Linked DNA regions of Homo sapiens: region 2 is linked to region 1. The links are chromatin contacts, found by POLR2A ChIA-PET in ENCODE. All regions are on one chromosome and are shown on one strand. The core of a region is the stretch at or near the end of the contact, and the rest is flanking DNA. Distances in the headings are between cores, read along the strand shown. Region 1 overlaps CYB5A (cytochrome b5 type A). Region 2 overlaps MBP (myelin basic protein).

What was found. ChIA-PET counts read pairs that join two places held with the same protein, here RNA polymerase II (POLR2A).
Region 2: POLR2A ChIA-PET joins it to region 1 with 15 read pairs in AG04449. The contact joins two enhancer-like sites. POLR2A ChIA-PET finds 5 or more read pairs at or near these places in 2 of 52 experiments (AG04449 and naive thymus-derived CD8-positive, alpha-beta T cell).

Annotation. Positions count from the first base shown.
Region 1 is chr18:74,253,551-74,256,834 of GRCh38, forward strand. CYB5A (cytochrome b5 type A) reads right to left here. Exons shown (of 5, transcript NM_148923.4): 4 at 2,191-2,225; 5 at 1-115. The coding sequence ends at 34. Among named protein-coding and RNA genes, the nearest start is that of CYB5A, 37 kb to the right of the region's middle. Within about 2 kb of position 1,966, at least 8 of the 41 ENCODE cell types and tissues checked have a DNase peak (open chromatin) inside an H3K27ac peak, as active enhancers do.
Region 2 is chr18:77,097,311-77,100,809 of GRCh38, forward strand. All of the region lies in intron 2 of MBP (myelin basic protein), which reads right to left. Among named protein-coding and RNA genes, the nearest start is that of MBP, 34 kb to the right of the region's middle. RefSeq lists enhancers at 1-94, 95-852, 2,347-2,566, 2,369-3,127. Within about 2 kb of position 1,426, at least 12 of the 41 ENCODE cell types and tissues checked have a DNase peak (open chromatin) inside an H3K27ac peak, as active enhancers do.

The DNA.
Region 1 (3,284 bases), core at 716-3,215:
AGGCTCTTCCTGCGCTGACTTCTGAGGAGGTGTTCAGTCCTCTGCCATGTATAGGCGATACATCAAGGCGACGGCCACTGCAGAGATGGCAGGGATCACCCAGTTGGTCCACCAACTAGAAAGACACAAAAAGCAATGATGCTGACATGATGTGCACTGTGGTGGACTCAAAATCTTTGCTCCTTCTAACAGAAAATTACCAGGGCATGTTTTTCTTAACTCTGTAATGAATTTTGCTGAAAAGGCAACGTGGATTTGCTAAAAGTGACATGAGTGTAACACATGCCCTGCTATACTAGGAATCACTCTGCCCTGCTGGCTTTATGAGAAAACTCATGCCCCACTTGGCTGGGCTCAGTGGCTCACGCCTGTAATCCCAGCACTTTGGGAGGCCAAGGCAGACGGATCACTTGAGGTCAGAAGTTTGAGACCAGCCTGGCCAACATAGTAAAAACCTTCTACCAAAAAATACAAAAAGTAGCTGGGCGTGGTGGCAGTAGCTAATTGTAATCCCAGCTACTTGGGAGGCTGGGGCAGGAGAATCGCTTGAACCTGGGAGGCAGAGGTTGCAGTGAGCCGAGATCACGCCACTGCACTCCAGCCTGTGTGATAGAGCGAGACTGTCTCAAAAACAAACTAACAAAAATAAACAAACCAAAAAATGAATGCCCCACCAGCTGTAAAGTTGAAGAGTATGGGCCCTGTGATGATTAACACTGCCATTAACACCACAGCTTTAAGCTTAGGTTTGGAAAATCTAATCTTTACTACCTGTGCTGAAGTGGATTTAAAGGGTTAAGAAACAGAATGGCCAGACTACTTGGTGTGTGGTCCACAGGTCTAAATTCACCAAAAAAAAAAAAAAAAAAGCCTAAATTTACAGTCCTGATGCATAGAATTTCGATCTATAAATTACAGATTACAAATCAAATCAGGGACAAAGGAGGGATGAGCTATAATTTCTATTTGAATCTTTTTTTTTTTTTTGATACAGAGTCTTGCTCTGTTGCTCAGGCTGGAGTGCAGTGGCACGATCTTGGCTCACTGCAAGCTCCGCCTCCTGGGTTCACACCATTCTCCTGCCTCAGCCTCCCGAGTAGCTGGAACTACAGGCGCCCGCCACCATGCCCGGCTAATTTTTTTGTATTTTTAGTAGAGACAGGGTTTCACTGTGTTAGCCAGGATGGTCTCGATCTCCTGACCTCGTGATCCACCTGCCTCGGCCTCCCAAAGTGCTGGGATTACAGGCGTGAGCCACCGCGCCTGGCCTCTATTTGAATCTTTAAATTAGATTTGAATCTTTAGATTTTGATCTTTGACTTAATTTCTTAGAAAAATGGAAATTAATGTGTAGGCTTTAGAAATAGACTTGGTATACATATGTGTTTCATAGGGACTACAAGTATAATCCTTTCATAAGGATTACAAGTGAAACTTTCATAAGAATTACAAGTGTAACTTTTGTCTTAGTGGGGTTTGGTGGGGTTTTTCAATTTCACTTTAGAAAGAAACTGGCTTGTTAATGAAGAGTAAGGTGAAATACTGCCTGCAGGCAGGGAATATTCCAGAACACCAACGGACTGAGGCAGTTAAATTTGACAGGATGAAATACAAATGTGTGGTTTTGAGCTTGGGTCCAAAAAAGTGGCTACTACTGAAGTCAATATGGTAGAGCTGCCAAAGATGTTAATGTGCACTTGGACTATCATAAACAAATCTGGTGCCTAGAACAATTGAGTCGTGCTACACATAGATTACCAGCTTCAACTTTAAAGCTAATAAAAATGACAAAGGAAAACTGACCCATGTTTAGGGAAATGTAATCACTAGAGTTTAAGAAACAGACATGGATTGAAAGGAAGGAAATGTCTGCTTGGATGAGCCAGGGAGGTGCTGTGGGACTGGCCGCCTAAGATGCTGCCCTGGGGGAAAAGGAAATGCAATTGTTCTGTTTGTTCCTTGGGGTGGATGCAGCCAGCCAGCTAGATCACGTGGCTGTGGACAGTGTTCACAGTCGGCTACCTGAAAGTTTGAGGCTGAGTGCTCTGAACAGTCTGGCCTTCAGCAGAAGGTTGCTGAGACAGCACAGTGTCAGGCCCAGGAACCCAGAAGGTGGGGGACGCACCTTGTCCAACCTGGACCCATGAGCCCTCCCACCCACTACTGCTTTAAAAGAAAGCTACCACATACCTGGAACTAGAATCAATAGTAGTGATAAGAGTTTCCTGAAACACGAGAGGAAAAAGTAAAGTAAGTTCAAGGGAATGCTGAACTTATTTCATTGACTAAAATCCTGTTTGAAAATAAGAACACAATATTTTATGCAATGCATTCTTCAGAAGATGTCGAAAGGGAAAATTATAAACTTCTTTTCACTAAAATGCCTAACTTTGTTTTCTTCCAGAGTAAAACATTTTAATCATTATATTTACTTAAGGACATAACCTCAATAATTTAAAAACATTCAAAATTAATATGCTACATAAAATATCTTGCACACGCTAGGCATCTAAATAATGCAGAAACTGAAAACAGACATTCATGTTCACATACACACAATCCCACGTCACCTTTAGAAAAAGCAGTTTAATTCTTCAAAAGCATGAACACAATGTTCAATAAAAACATCAGTTATTTCATTCAAATCTGACAGATGTAAAAAAGTGTACCTAAATTACATTAAATATATGTGAACCAAAAAGAAAAAAGAGGACTGCCATTTTAAGTTCTACATTCTAGGCCAACTTTCCCGGGGGGCTGCTTTAATTCTGACCAGACGGAACCAGCAAGACACCAGACCAGCCTCACAGGACTGCTGTGCCCGGCGTCACACTTGTCACCAGCTGGTCACTGTCAGCCTAACAGCAAATCCCCAGATAAGGAAGCCCTGTTTTTATCCTCCAGAGCTTTCTGGGAGCAGCTCTTTTGAGTAGCACTAAAGTGAATGGACAATGGTTCTGGAAAAACGCATACTTCTCCAACAGCTGAAAAGCTAAGGTCTAGTGAAATATCAACTTTTTGGGGCTTGAAAATGGGTTAAGAAGCATTCTTTTGATGTTCCACACCAACATAAGCATTAGGGCCTCAAACAGAAGTTGCCATAAATAAGACAGCTTCAGATCTGCAGTTTCCCAAAGCAAAGATAAAAAGCATTAGCAAAACAATCAGCGGCCTGCAGTAAGGCAAGCATCACTCTGCAAAGCACGTTAGAGAAACTCCCGTGAAAAGACAGACCCCTTTCAGGGAAAAGCAAGCAAAGCAGTTATGAGACCCACCAACCTTGA
Region 2 (3,499 bases), core at 176-2,675, 2.8 Mb after region 1:
TGTGGACAACTTTCTCCTCCTGGAACCCATCTCTCTTCTTGGCTCTCCTGATAGTTTCCCTCCCTCTCAGCTATCAGTCACCTGGGAGGATTCCATCTCCTCTGCATAACAAAAGATGCCACTGACACTCTTTTCCGCAGGATGTTGCTGCTCTGGGCGATGTCCTAGGGGAGAAGGGAGCTTTGAGCTTCCAGGATTCAAGAGGAAAACAGCTACCCTCGGGAGACAGAGTCTCAGCCAGGGCCATCTGCAGAGCCAGACATCTTCTACACAGCCTGAGACAATTCCAACCTGTGTTAATAAATTGCAGCCTCACCCAGCGGGCATCCTCTCAGAAACTGAGATCTCAGTGGGATGTGTTAGGAGCTGCCAGCCACTCACAGAGACATGGATTCATCACAGAGGGTGGCTGTCTCCCAGCAATCGCTCTGCGAGTTACATTTGGATGGGTCTGCAGAGCCAGGTGTTTTGGAAGGCAGAGCTCTTTGTGGGATAAAGCTGGACTGGGTGGAGCCGGTATTAGGGGGACACCTGGACCCTACAGCCTTGGCGATACTGAGTGGGAGAGGTTTGCAGCAGGTGCCCCAAATCAAATCTTTTTTTTAAAAAAATACAGTATTTAAATATTTGCTTATGCTTGTCTCAACCCTGGGAAGTGGGGAAGGACACCCCTGTCTCTCCCTCTATGTGAGCCCTCCCCGTAGCTTCTCTTGCTGGCCTGTGGGCTCTACAGCCCCAGGGAGTCCTGCTTCTGTCCTGAGCTCTTCATACCCATCACTGCTCTGAGTGTGCTTTTGTAATTTTGTTGGTCTCCTGATTAGACTGTGAGGTATTCTGAGGACAGACACAAGGACTTCCTTTTTTTTTTTTTTTTTTTTTACAATAATAGCAATAAGAAGAAAATTAGTAACACCAAACAACACACAGCACTTGCTATGTACAAGGGGGTGCACCACACATGTGGACTCACTCACTTTACATAATGTTATCATCGTATCATGTTACCATCTTAAGTAAGCACAGAGAGAGAAAGTAACTTGCCCAAGATCACCCAACTAGCTGGTGGTGAAGCCGGAATTTTCATGTACAAAGTTTATCACTGTCCTATGCAGAGTGGGCACATAATAAAAAGTATTTTTAATATGTGTGTGTGGGGATGGATGAATGCAGGAATGAACAAGCATTTAAAACATTCCTTTCAGTCCTAAACAGCTAATTTTCACCTGCATTTGGAAAGAGCACGATCGATCCACTCATGAATTAAAAACAGGCTGTGTGTTGTCAGAGAAAATTCGTGGCAAGACAGCTTGATAAATGTCATGACACCTGCAGGGCTCAGCCACAGCTCTTGGTTCAGAAGCTGTGCTAAGGTCCCAGGTCTGAGCCTTTACCGTAAGGGCTTGGGAGGGCTTTGAGGCACCGCCAAGGCAGGGCAGAGTGGGACGTGGGGCTGGATGCCCTTCGGCAAACATCACTCTCACCGGCCCTAAACGGCCTCTGAGTCTGGGCAGATTTAAACGGGCCGTTCCTTGTTCCTCCTCCGCGCTGCATTTTTATCCACGGCAATCCTTACAACTGCATTTATTAGCCTGACCCACTACCCCCTCCCCTCTTCCTTCCCCCTCCCTCCTCCTTCTCACTCCTCCTTCCCCCTCCCTCTTCTCCTCTTCTCTCCCCTCCTCTCCATCCTCCCCGTCATCCTCCTTCCCTCCTCCTCATCTTTATCGACCCCAACTCACTTCATACAAGGGGAGGGGGAGTGTGTGAAACATTGGACCTGTAAGCATCTCTCAGGGAAAAATATTGGTAATTTACAATTTTTTCTGACTTCTTTAGAAAGTGCTTATTTAACGAGCAATGGGTACCATGCACAAAGGGGATGGTGAACTGCATGACGTACACTATACGGGGGGTCTCAGTGTGTTCTGCCTGGCTATAGATGGCAGGGGGCGTGGGCACGGCCAGGGTTGGAGCTGTGCTGCCCAGACCTACGGTCCCAGCCACGTGTGGCCACCTAGCACCTGAGACGTAGCCAGGCCACACTGCACCATGAGATAAAATATATCCTAGAGTGTGAGGACTTCATGGGAGAAGAATTGTTAACCATTTCATGAACAATTTTTATATGGATTCTATGCTTACATGACATTTGAGGTTTCTTAGGTTAAAGAAAAGACATGACATTAAAATGATTTCCCCTGTCTCTTTCCTCATTTCCTGTGGCCACGAGAAGACTGACGCTCCCACGCAAGGATCGTTTCTGCCCGGCTGTGCCACCTGGGGCTCCAGGCCTGGCTTTGCTCTCTGGCTTCCCCACCATTGGCTACCTGGCCTCGGGCAGGCCCGGCCCAGCTCTGCGACTCAGTGCCTGGGAGAATGAAGATGATCCTTTGAGGGTCCTAAGTATGGGGAGGGCTGCGCAAAGCCATGACTCAGCACGTGGGAGATGAGCGCTCTGCAGATGCACACCTGCCCTGGGGGGAGCCGCCAGCTGGGGCCTGTGGCAGGAGGCAGGAAGAAGGAACCTTGCACAGGAAGGGCCCAACCAGGGTCTGCAGAAGGGAAACCAGGTCTGCTGTCTCCTGAGGACAGGGCAGAGACTGCGTGTGGCTGCTGGTGTGGAGTCCGTTCCCCAGGAGGTGTCAGACATGGCGGCAAATGCCAATCCCAGGACTTTCCTTCTCTACTCTAATTGTGCAGCCGCTGCTGGGGTTTATCAAGTAACACATGTGATAAGCTTAACTGTGATCCTCCTGAATCTATACGTGGATGTCCTAAACCTCACTGCCTCACAACGTGACTGCATTTGGAAATGGTGCCTTTAAAGAGGCCATGACATTAAGATGAGGTCCCACTGGAGTAGGGTGGCCCTGAGCCAACGTGATGCTGTCCTTCTAAGCAGAGATTAGGACACAGACACACACAGAGAGACGACCACTGGAGGACACAGAGAGAAGATGCTTTCTACAAGCCAAGGAGAGGCTGCAGAGGAGACCAACCCTTGGCACCTTGCTGTCAGATTTCCAGTCTTCTGGACTGTGACAGAAGAAATGTCGGTCTTTTAAGCCACCTAGTCTGCTATTTTGTTATGGCAGCCCCAAGAACTCATACAACATACAATGTAGACAATGTCTGCAAAGTCCCTGGCTCACAGGAGGCACTAATACAGTGTTAGCGCTGGCCTAGATAGAATTTGGGGTGTGTGTGTGTGTGTGTGTGTGTGTGTGTGTGTGTGTTTTGTGGTTTTTTCTTTTTTTTGAGACAGGGTCTTACTCTGTTGCCCAGGCTGGAGTGCAGTGGTGTGATCATGGCTCACCGTAGCCTCGACCTCTCCAGGCTCAGGTGATCTTTCCACCTCAGCTTTCCGAGTAGCTGGGACTGTAGGTGCACAGCACCATGCCCAGCTAATTTTTTGATTTTTTTGTAGAGATAAGGTCTCACTTTGTTGTCCAGGCTGGTCTCGAACTCCTAGGCTCAAGCAATCTGCCTGCTTCAGCCT